Regions from separate parts of the Mus musculus genome. Here region 2 is linked to region 1. Evidence: chromatin contacts called from ENCODE Hi-C or POLR2A ChIA-PET data. All regions are on one chromosome and are shown on one strand. Each heading gives the region's core, a stretch centred on a gene start or an enhancer-like site at or near the end of the contact. The rest is flanking DNA. Distances are from core to core; before and after follow the strand shown. Region 1 holds the start of Slc39a10 (solute carrier family 39 (zinc transporter), member 10). Region 2 holds the start of Nabp1 (nucleic acid binding protein 1).

Region 1 (6,118 bases), core at 488-2,987:
TGGTTTTGTAAACAAATAGCCCCAAATCACTGCTCGAAACTTGACTCAAGGGCTCTAACTTATTTGAAAAATGTTTATAAATATATATATATATATATATATATATATATATATATATATATATATATATATTGACAATGTGTTTAATCAAATAATTAGAAGCCTTAAAATACCATGGCAAATTGGATATTTTAATGCTTTGTACCCAAAGGATCTACTGGTAAACTCTATACAACTTAAGTCATTACTTTTTGTGTAATCCCCAGCTTAATTCATGGGTCTGAGGACTGTGGTCACTCTGCTATCTTCTTCCACTAATGTTGAGGCCTGAGGACTTATCAGAATGTCTTCCTTTGACAGCAGAGAAAGAGGAGTAGAAGAAGCTCACTGTGGTTTTAGCCACTCATTAAGCACTCGAAAGATGTTCCGTGTACAGGTAGAAAACAAAAGGCAAAACAGCTTCTTTCATGGAGTTCAAGTCAGCGAGACAGGCCACGTAGCCATACCGAATAGGTTTGGCTTTCTATGCCCCTCCTCGGTTCTCTCAGGCAAGTTACTTATTTCCTATGACTTTATTTCCTGGGTAGTCATTCTTCAGTCTGTTAGGAATATTAAATTAATACACACGCAAAGCATGCTGGAGGTACCTGATACATAAAGCTGGCAATTACTACTGCTCAGAGTTATATGCACTCTGTTCATCCATAAAGCAAGGCCAGAATTCACTTTCACTAGTAAATACGCTCAGCTTGAATACAGAAACACAGGCATCTGGGCAGAATACAAATAAGCCTAGACATGAATTAAGAGTCAGGAAGCAGAGTAATGAATAATGAAGCAAAGAGTTTGCCGAGCCTCCTTTTAAGAAAATTGTGGGTTGTTAGTTGCTTAAGAGGGGAGGAGGCCATTGAGAATGGCGGTGTGAGCAAAGGGATCCAAGAACAGGCAGGATATAAGCATGAATGCACCGGTGTTGCTGGGCGGATGGGGGGGGGGGGGCTTGCCTTTGGGTGTAAAACTGTTCCAGTAAGAGAAGGTGGTGGGAAGTCCTTGGATGGGTACCCAAAGCTACCAGAACTACGTGACATTTTTAAACTCAACTCCTTTCTGTTTGGGAAGTCCCACTGTAAGTGCTCTTTAAATGGGGGTGCGGTGGGGGGAGTTATGCAAAACACTTTGCACATAGCACTAAAGTTTAGTTTTGCCCAGAGACTGGCACGGTCGCTGGGACAGAGGGGGCGGAGTTAATTTAATATAGATGTCTAACCCGTGTACAGATCAGCAATCCTAATTGATCACTCCGAAACTTCGGCCTAGGACGCTCGTTCTCCAGGCTTCTACGTCTCATCCGCTAGCCCAAGGCCTCAGCAACCGACGTGCGAGGCCAGGCGAGGCGACCAAGGCCGTTCCACGCATGCGTTAAAAGCCGCCCCAACTCCCCCCAATCCCCGAGGAGTCCTTTCTCAGAACAAAACTAGCGCGGAGCTACAGAGCTCCGCAATTTGCGTAGATCTAATTTCTTCCAGTTGCCGCCAGTCGGTGTAGCTCCCGCCGGTGCCGCCGCTCTCCTACGCCAGGCGCGTCCGCGAAGTGAATGGCTGAACGCTGCCGGTGCGCCGCCGGCGTAGCGCCGATCAGGCCGAGGTGCGGCTGCGCAGGGCGCCCGAGCGGGCCGGGTGCGCCGCCGGCGTAGCGCTGAGGCGGCCAGGGTGCGGCTGCGCAGGGAGCCGGAGCAGGCTGAGTGCGCCGTCGGCGTAGAGCGCCGGCTCTCGCGCTAGGCTCCGCGACGCAGATAGCGCAGGCGGCTTTGGAGAATACACGACTGGGTGCAGCCGGGGTTTGGTACCGAGCGGAGAGGAGATGCACACGGCACTCGAGTGTGAGGTAACTATAAAACCCCGATTTGTTTACATTCCCTCCCCCAGAACCGGCCCCGTGCGCGGCGGAGCCTGGGAGTCCCGGGACGGCTGGGGAGGCTGGGCGGCCGGGTTGGGGCTGGCACCGGGGCCTCTGGGTTGGGACGCGTGTGTTCGCAGCTGCTGCAGGCGGTGGCGGCGAGCAGGAGAGCGGCGCGTGAGGCTGGGGCCAGCCGAGTGTGCCGCGTCGGCGGTGGGGGACCCGCGCCCCACGGCCTGCTGCGGGGCCGCGGAGCGGGCAGCGCCGGTTGAGGGCTGCGCGGGCTTCCCGCGGCCGCCGTACGGGGGACCCGGGACCCGAGGCAGGTCCCAGGGGCTCGTCTGCGGGGGGTAACGGACGGCGGCCGCTCAGCTCCGGGCCAACCGAAAAGGCTCGGTGGGGCGCGCGGGAACTGCGTGTGGCGCAGCCCACGGGTCCCGGAGCCGGGTTGTGGGGCGACCGTGGTGCGGCCGCGGGCTTTGTTCCCGGCCACCGGGGTGTAGGGTGGCGTGGGCGCGGTTGGGAGCGGAGGGAAGTGGCCGGCCCACCGCGGGGTCCGCATCCGCTCCACGCTTCGCTCCTCCCTTGGGGGGGGGGGGGTCTTCGGAACTCTCCAGCCTGGCGAGGCGTCGGGTGGCGTGACGTGGAAGGGCTTCCTGCGGCTTCTGAGAAGACGCGTTCACGTGGGAGCCTGTCCACATGGGCCGAGTTTAAGGAGCTGGGCACGTGGAAGAAATCTCACCGCAGGACGCCCCGCCACCGATTTGGAAGGGTCCTTCACCCCAGTGTCTGCTCCAAGTGACACAAAGCATGAGTTAAAAGACAGTACAACCCACCGTCTCCTAGAAACTTATTTATGTCTCCGTTAAGTGCGGTAACTAGCGGGTGACAGGTTTCTTGTATGTTTTCTTTTTGGATGTGTATCTAATGGTAATTAAGAAAAAGTAATACAAGAGCTGGAGGCTTAGAATTGTTAACAGTGCTATTGGGAAGCCTAAACAAAGCAGAACTTCTGTGTACAGAGTAATGTTAGGATTCCCGTAATCTACAAGTATTTGAGTACCTTGTGAGTCATTTCTCCTGGACCTTGGGAGTCCATCCCACACACCCCTCTTCCTATGTGCATTGGACATTACAGTAGGATGAAAGACACATCAGTGATAAAGTGATAAATGCTGTGAAGGAAATAAAATGTGCTGGTGGGCATTTTTAGCATTTGGTGTTTTCTAGAATAAGGGTCTTGGATTGTGACTATAGATTATTAAGGGTACATAAAGTTACATTGAAAGAGTTAATGGGAAACTATTTGGCTTTGATGGAGTAAGCCATACTTGAATAAAGCATTAAATATCAACGGTACTGGCCTGCCTAATAATGACTAACTTCAAACTAGCAAGAACTAAAAATTATACTTAAAGGATTTAAGTGTTTTGTATTACTGTAATTTTGGCCTGTATTCAGGAAGTTACATCCTCACCGAAAAGTAACTGAATTTCAGTGGTTTTAATCTCTCCCCAAATTGACAAAACTGAATTCTATCAACTAAGCGTGGTTAGGAACCCATGCGCAAGAATGAATGGTTTTGGTGCTACTTTAAAAGAGGTGGCAAAGACGATTTCTCAGGTGATACCTGAAGGCACAGATCTATAAACCCAGCTACTTTGGGAGCAGGGGTGGGAGGAGACTGAGGAAGGAAGCTGGCAAGTTAGAGTCCTGGAGCTTGTCTTAAAAGTTAAGTAAAAGAGCTGAGTGGTAGGAAACTTGCCCAGGGTTTGCACAAATCTACACTTAATTGTTAGTACTGCAAATAATGTATGCCTGTATGGATATGTATCATGAGCTATGCAGGTGAATACCCTTTATCTGAAATGTTCAGGACCAGAAGTGTTTTCAGCTTTTGTTTGTGAATTAGGAGATATTTGGATATATTAAATAATGGAGTGTTTCTTGGGCTAGGGCCCAATTCTGAACATAAATTGAACTTTTACTTTGTATAAGCCAGGGTACTTACACTGAAGGACATTTTACAACCTTTTTTCTAAAGTTAGAGTTTGCCTGAGACCTGTCCAGACAAAGTTGGAGCATGTTAGTTCCCAGAACATTGTAAATTCCGTAGCATTTCAGATTTCATTACAAGGTGCTACCTGGATTAGGTCTTCCTTTTACAGCCTCTAGTCCCCTGAGATAGCTTGTAAACTACCACCCTCATCCCACTTTTTTGTCCAGACTTTTGTTTTTTCTTGATGCTTTCCCTATGTAGCTCTTGTGTGTCTGGAACTCAGGATCCACTTTCCTCAGTCCTTGGAGTCACCTTTGGCTCTGCCAGATTTTCAACCCTGGTTTGAATTACTTTGAGGAGGCCTAATGTTTAGCATGCAAGCATTGCTCTAGGAAACCTAAGCGATATATGGAGAAGATAGGGGTGTGTGTGTGTGTGTGTGTGTGTGTGTGTGTGTGTGTGTGTGTGTGTGTGTGTATTTTTTCCTCCCCAAGGGAAATTGTTCAATAGCTGAGCTGAACATTTGTTCTTAATTAAAGAAATTTATATTACATTCCTCTTGGCTCTGCAGAACCCTGGGTATTGAGCAGTATTGGGATGAATTTAGGGATTTGGAGTGAGGTTAAAGATTCAAAAACTGGATATACTATTAACTAATTTGGTTACCTTTGCAGGTTGCTTTAGCCTGGAAGTATTATAAAACCTATTCAGGAGTTTAATACGGCCTTTAATGATGATGAACCAGATAGTTGTTCTAACCCTTTCTACATTCAAACGTTTCTGTAATGATTGAATTTACTCTTTTGTTTTGCCTGATAATTGATTACCCTAGGATGATACTTAATGCTTCTACTCCTTGGGCCTTTGAGAGAATACATCTTTTAAATCTGTAGCTCATATGTAATAGCTGATAACTGTACATTTGCCTTTTTACCACTTTTATTCTGTACTTACCTGTGTATGTTTTGGTTTCTTTACAAAGCCAGATTTCTGAAGCCTATACCCCACAGCTTTTTGTCACAAAGCATCCCTGTGCTATGACACATTCAGTGACTGGGTGTAGGTAGGTAGCTTGTCTGTTGGTTTCAAACTCAGCATTGACTTAAAATCATGTGGATAAAAATACTAGTCATGAGTGTAGTGCCTGCCTCAGGAGTGGAAGTGCTGAGTTTTGTATCAAAAGGACTTAGTCACTAATACTTTAAACCAACATTAGATAAAGGAGACAACTGAAATTGCACGAGAAATGGAGGCAATCAAAGAACCTTCTTATCACAGTGATTTAATTTTAAGCCATCTTTCATCGTGTAACTCATACTAAAAATTATACACAAGGCTGGGGTGTATCTTAGCAGATGAGCTGTCTCCATAGTGCAGCCACTAACTTCCATAGTGACTTGCTGGGTTTCTCTAGCCCTACAGCAAAATGAGTGAATACAGTGTCATATCCTCTTTCTCTGTCTTTGTGTCTTGTCTGTGAGTTGATTTCCTGATACAATCCTCAACAGTTTGCTGCCCCCTAGTGTTTGATTTACTTTGAAGTTTCTTGGCACCTGCCCTTAGACTGCATTCCCTTGGATGCACCTATGGCTTTCCAGCTGCTCACTGCTGCCAATAAGAATGTGTAGCTATTTTTTTTTAAACTGATTGTGATTACATTTAGCCCTGAGTTTTCTAAGTGGGGGGAAAAAAAAACTGGATAGACAGAGAATCAAGGTACCTTCCAAAAGAATATGTGGGCTATTTTTGTTTTTAATTGCAAAAGCAATTTGTTAAAATTAGAGAGGTAAATGTTTGAAGTTAGCTTTGTATGTGAACAGTTTTCTTTATTTAATCTGGGCTTCTTGTCTTGAAAAGGGTTGTAAACTTTCTGGCTTATTTTGAACCATGTAACTGTGTTGTGCTGATAATAAAGTTTGAAAACGTCAAAATCACATGGTGACTTTGTTTTAAAAATTAATTTTTGAAAAAAAGAAAGTCTCTAGGTTATTACCATTAGATTTCTTCATCTTTTATGGTTTCAGATATTGCCAATTATCAGTTTCCAAAACATTTGTTTTTATAAAATCTGTGGTTGGGCCACAGTCATGCTTAGATTTTTCTGAAATAAGAAAATATTTTAATTCTCGGTTAAAACTTACTGAAACATTTAGAAGTGTGTTCAATAGGTATAAAGCAATATAAAACTGAAATGAGAAATTTTAAATAACACAGTTACTGAAA
Region 2 (6,064 bases), core at 2,454-4,953, 4.6 Mb before region 1:
GAGATCCTCCCCACTGAGTTTTTACATTATTTTATGTATTTGCTTGTACATTCAGTTTTACAAAGGACACCAGGAAAATGTTAAACAGTAGCAACTCTTGGAAACATCCAGATTAAGCATTCTCACAGTTCTGTAAAACTGTGACCTTGTGGGAGCTCCAACTGTGACCTTGTGGAAGCTCCAACTGTGACCTTGTGGAAGCTCCAACTGTGACCTTGTGGAAGCTCCGACTGTGACCTTGTGGAAGCTCCAACTGTGACCTTGTGGAAGCTCCAACTGTGACCTTGTGGAAGCTCCAACTGTGACCTTGTGGAAGCTCCGACCTATCCAGGCTCTTTAGACATACGACTTGGAGCATTGTCTACAACATCCTTTAAGTATGAAAATCATGATATATATACTTGAACCAATAATATGTTATTTGTTTCCATATAGTTCTGTTGGGCAATATACTTTTGCTTTTTTCCATAAATAGCAAATTCAGGAAACTATTGAGAGGTAAGATATACTGAAAACATAGAACATAGAACATAAAAGCCAAAACTGTTTCAGAACATAGACGCCAAAGCTGCCTACCTCATTATTACAGAGTAATATGCTTTGAATTAATCTACTTAACAATGAGTTTCTTTCCAAGAGGAACTAAAATTTCATTATCCTCTAGAATATTTCACTGACCTCCAGCCCCAAGCAGGCATTGGGGATTATTCTGAATTACAAATCCTTCAAAAAAGTCAATTACAAATTTAGATAACTAGTGATTTACACATTTTATATTCTTTTAAAGAAAAAGTTTTATAAGCATAAGGGTTTAAAGCTCAGATTTTTTGGGGGGGGGGGTGTCACGAAACATGTATCATTGAGAGAGCTACTGAATCTAATTGTGAGGAGTGTTCAGAGCCAGATATGTAGTAGATGCTTAATGCATGCCAGCATATACTCTAGGGAATGGTTACATGAGTATAGCAAGTTTTTATCTTTTTATTTTTAATTTTTATGAGTACTGGTATTTTGTCAGCATGTATGTTTATGTACCACAAATATGTATTGCCTGCCTGTGTATGCTGGGAATCAAACCCAGGGCCTGCTCGGGGAGAGCAGCCAATGTTTTTAACCATGAACCATCTCTCCAGCCTCAGCAAAAGTCTAATATATATATTTATTTATTTTTTTCTGTGAGATGGTTCCCTTTTGTAGCCTTGGCTGGGCTGGAACTCACTGTGTAGACCATTTAGCAATTGATCTGCCTTTGCCTCTAGTGCTGCCTTAAGAGCTTGGACCATCACACCCATAGTTGATTTTATCCTTAATCAACTATAATCTTTGAGAAGTGACTTAGGAGTTGCTGAAACCTATGCTCTCCATTGAACTGTGTGTTCTTGTTGCAGTTTCTCAAGGCTGCCTGTGGGTTTGTGAGAAAGTGGTGCCATTTTTATTGTGGGAGCTCTGTGCTAGGGGAGGAAGTGAGAGGATCAGCTGAGTCTGTCTTGGGTGGAGGGAGGGCCAGGAAGGGCAGGGACAGAGGGACAGCCCTGTGCAGTAGCTTCTGCTTTTTAGAGTGCCTGCTTCTCTCTTCTCTTCTCTTCTCTTCTCTCTCTCTCTCTCTCTCTCTCTCTCTCTCTCCTCCCTCTCTTGGCATGCAAGTGTGTTCTATTGAACATAGTTTTTTTTTTTTCATACCATATATTCTGATTATATCCCAACTCCTCCCAGATCCTCCCTTCCCATCTAAATTCACTTTCTCAGTTAGAAAATAAACAGGAATCTAAAAAATTATAATAAAACAAACAAAACATAAGGAAAAAAAAGCACAAGAATCAGATGGACACTGTGACACTCTTTCAAACACACAGAAATAGTACAAAACCAGAAACCATAATATACAATCAGTAAGGACCAGTCAAAACAGTCCCAACGAGACGTTAGGAGACAAAGAACCTCCCAAAATGTCACTGAGTTGTTTTTGTAGCCCAGGTGAAACTGTTAGAACTAATATTCATTTGTGAGCCGTTAATCAGTTGGAGATGTCTTCTGGTTTGGGGATAGGGTGCATGAGTCTGTCTACCTCTCCTCTCAGTGTTGGTCAGCCCCGAGAACCCACCTAGGGCACACCCCTACAGGGCCTGGTCTCTTAGTGTTTGGGACCTCTTTAAGGAATGTGTATATAAATAATTCTGAGCATCCCTCTTAGTCCTTTTTATGAGGGCAAATGGTTGAGAATTCAGGGAGTGGCTAGGTCCCCCACCCCACCCCACCCCACCCAGATCCCTGGCCACAACTTTGCTCTATTATATTGTTTGTTTTTCAAGGCAAGGTTTCTGTGTAGCTCAGGCTGACCTTGAACTCACAGATTGCCTGAGATTCCTGAATGGTGGGATTAAAGGTGTGCTTCACCTCTAGGCTGCTCAATGTTCTTAACATGGCTTGTTATTTATTCTTAAACTTTTCTCTATGCTGTTTCTCGGTATTATCCTTAAAAAGAAAAAGAAGTGTGTTTTTGATATATACATTTTCTATTTTCCACAGTATTTGCTTATATGATTCTCTAACATGCTAGAATATACTCTGCTGTTCCCATTTCTTCAATCTGTTTTGGAGGGTTACAATCATACTACTTAAACATAAAATACTTCTGGTTGAAGCCTCCTAGGGTCAAGATTGCCTAAATTGAAATCCAGTTTGGTTATTCTCTAGTGAGTTTTATTACTTGTAAACGGGGGTTAAAATTATCACTCACCATGAGATTAAATAACAGGTAATTATTTTCAATAGAAAATTGATGAAAAGAAATACTGATCACAGATCTATTTGCGACTGTACTTGGGCAATTTATTTATGACCCCATTTTATCCTCTATGAGGCAAGGATCCTAGTTTTATTGTTCAGATTGTTAAATTCTGGCTAGGAAGCTTAACCAACTAATTTCAAGGTCACACAATTAGCCTCCAGCTTGTTTGGTGGCAAAGCACAACCCTCCCTTTCAGGTTTTGTTTTAAGGTTCCCCTTCACCAGTGTATGGTTAACTCATCTTAGTTATATAAAAGCCAAGTGCAATTTAAAGAAAAGGGTTAAGGAAAAAATGAAATATCTGTGGAACTTAACTATGTATGGCTATTATCAGCATGAAAAGAGGTTTATTTACAAGTTACTTTTAAAAAGACCACCTCGTGTTTCTGGATCCCAATTTAAACACCTCTAAAGTACGAAGGTTGATCGCCAAGTTGCCTGCGACTGGGAACCACTCTCTTGGAAGCCTCGGACACCTTTAGTTCGCCCTTTTTTCTCTCTCCTTGATCCTGCTCGATCACTCTCTCCGTTCCTTCTCAACTGCATACTTGCTCTAACCACGGGGTTCGGAACATCTGAGTTCCACGTGATCGCGGGACTGAAGGGCAAAGGTGGCCTTACTGAAGGATCCTGAGGAATTAGAAGAAGCCAGGTCTCCCTCGGAGCACCAAAAGACCCAGCCCTACAGAAACCCGGAAGACGTGGAGCGACCAGCGGGAGGAGGGTGTGGCCGAGAGACCATTGGTCGGCCGGGAGGCGGTGCTTGTGCTGACAGTAGGGGAGGATCCAGGGAAGCTGCGAGCTCAGTGGCGCTGTGTTCCGCCCCAGAGGCGTGCTAGTGGGCGTGGTGACGTCGCGTGACGCCACAAGGGGCGGGGCGCGGCTTAATAAAGCCGGCCTGAGGGAGCGTTCGCCAGTTGCTGCTTGGGACGCGGGCTGCGCGGTTGGTGAACAGCCTTGCCGTTTTGCTGTCACGTACCTTCCCTGAGCCTGGGACGGAGGGGGCGCGCGCGTGTGCGTGTGTTGTGTGAGGGACAGCGGGACTCGGGCAGGGCCGTCTCCTGATCCCTTTTCCCTTAGCGGAGGCGGCAGTGCGCACGCTGGTTTGCTCGCCGCCCACTTGGGAGCGGGCTCAGGGTGCGGAGTGCGTCTTCGGTTTTGTTTTTTGGTTTTTTGTTTTTTTTGAACTTGTGAGAGTCTTTTTCCCCTCCCTTTTCCATTTTTATTTTCTTTTGGCTCCGTGCCTCTAGGGCTGGTTTACCCGGCCCCTGAATTACCGCTTCCTGACCCCGGTCGCCAATCTTGCCCCAGGTTGCTCCCCGGCTCTGCCCCTGCCCCTCCCCGAGGGTGGGAAGCCTTGCCTAGTGGGTCTCTGAAGCGTAGCCGCACCTGCCTCAGTATGCACGGGGTCAACGACCCTCCACTTTTTATAAAAGACATTAAGGCCGGACTGAAAAACTTAAATGTCGTCTTTATTGTCCTGGAGATAGGTAAGTGAGGTCCGCAGCCCGCCCCACACCCTCGAGAGCTCGGACCTCTTCCCCGCCCGCGACCCCACGTGCTCCTGGCCCAGAATCCTACCCGGGGACAGAAGTCAGTCACGTAGCGAGCCAGAGGAGGGTGAAAGAGCTCCCTCGAATGAACTCCTTATCTAACACACCTTTCCTTCTCCCCTTTTTGATTTTTAAATCTTCACAGGACGAGTGACCAAAACCAAAGACGGCCATGAAGTGAGATCCTGCAAAGTAGCTGATAGAACGGGAAGCATCACTATTTCTGTGTGGGATGAGATCGGAGGGCTCATACAGACAGGGGATATTATTCGGTTGACCAGAGGGTAGGTGTGCATAAATTGGGGTAGGTGTGGGTTTGGCCGACTTCGGGGTTCTGAAGTTGTTTGGCTCTTCCATGGGCCACTTCAAGAAGGGAGCTGTTTTAGTGGACCTCACTGGGAGCAGCTCACCTTCACAGCTAATTTGTTTTAGGTAGGGATTTAACTCCCCTCCAATTTTAAAGGTTAATTTTATTTTTGAGAATACCGTGTGGAAGTCAGTGAGCATTTATCAGTGAGGCTGATAAAAGATCACATTACCCTTTCCACCCTTTCTTGGAGACTGGGTTTTTCTGTGTAGCCCTGGTTGTCCTGGAACAATTCTATAGACTAGTCTGTCCTCGAACTCACAGAGATATACCTGGAAATCAGTTCTGTGTGCCACACCAGTTGGACACATTTCCTTTTTAATCAGTTCGTGTATGAAGTATAATGTCTTCCACCCCTTTCCTTTTTTGGTACCTTTTTTTGTACTCAATACTCATCGTTGTGATATGGACATGAATGAATATCTGGAATACTCATTCTTGAAAATGATTTCATCTGTAAGATCAGAGTTTCACAAAACCCAAAATAATACACAGTGGCAGAAGTTAATCTTTGATTCATTCAGAGTATTTAGTTGGTTATGGAGTTGGAATACTTTTTTTCATAGACTTGAAAATCTTACCAAATGTTGGCCTTAAGAAAAGTTCAGGAAAGAATCTTAAAAGTAGAATATGGAAGCTTCTGTGATTGGGAGAATTGTAATAATTTTATTGGTAGCCATCAGAAAAATAGTTGACAATTGCTGCTGAGCTAAGAGAATGGTAGAAGTATTGAGTCTTTGGGCAGGAGTTCTTTGATCCTATCTCACAGGCCTTACAACATTTTCAGGAAGTGAGGTAAGGTATCATCAAAGCAGGAAGTGAGAGTCAGAATTTAGGCATCTTATTCTCAGACATTGAGTCATTGTGACACTAAATTACATCTTTTTAACGTCCATGTCTTTTCCCCCCCAAAAATCACTTCTTTTGGAGGTTATGGGGAGAACTACAATACTAATACTAATCATAATATATGTTTTAATGAAGTTACCCACCTTGGTAGTTGTACAAAGAAACATTGAAAAAGCCAGACTTTGGTCTGATTCTGCTAATCTAGATTTAATGATGTCATTCACATTTAAAATTGCTCACACTAAACAATTGGTTTCATTCTGTTGATATTAAAAGTTGCAAAATTTGGGGAAACCAGCAGGGCAAGAAGATTAGTGGTCTATCTTTTTTATAGCTGCTTTAGAAAGTGCCAAACTTTGAGGAGCTTGAGAACTGCTGTCTGCAGAAGTAGACATAGTACTGTTATATCATCCTTGGCCATGTCAGTAACACAGACAATGCTGGTGTGTTGGCTTTATGTACCTTGTGGCTGAAAGGCAATACAAATACTGAATTTTTACTATTAGAA

Evidence for each region. Hi-C counts contacts between places; a loop is a spot of excess contacts on that map. ChIA-PET counts read pairs that join two places held with the same protein, here RNA polymerase II (POLR2A).
Region 2: a map of v-Abl transformed pro-B cells shows a loop between it and region 1 (3-fold over the local background). The contact joins the promoter of Nabp1 here to the promoter of Slc39a10 in region 1. A Hi-C loop is called at or near these places in 1 of 37 maps with a recorded cell type or tissue (v-Abl transformed pro-B cells). POLR2A ChIA-PET finds 5 or more read pairs at or near these places in 1 of 5 experiments (embryonic stem cell).

The regions. Positions count from the first base shown.
Region 1 is chr1:46,849,237-46,855,354 of GRCm38, reverse strand. Slc39a10 (solute carrier family 39 (zinc transporter), member 10) reads left to right here and starts at 1,737. Exons shown (of 10, transcript NM_172653.3): 1 at 1,737-1,884.
Region 2 is chr1:51,476,038-51,482,101 of GRCm38, reverse strand. Nabp1 (nucleic acid binding protein 1) reads left to right here and starts at 3,703. Exons shown (of 6, transcript NM_028696.3): 1 at 3,703-4,277; 2 at 4,486-4,624. The coding sequence starts at 4,187.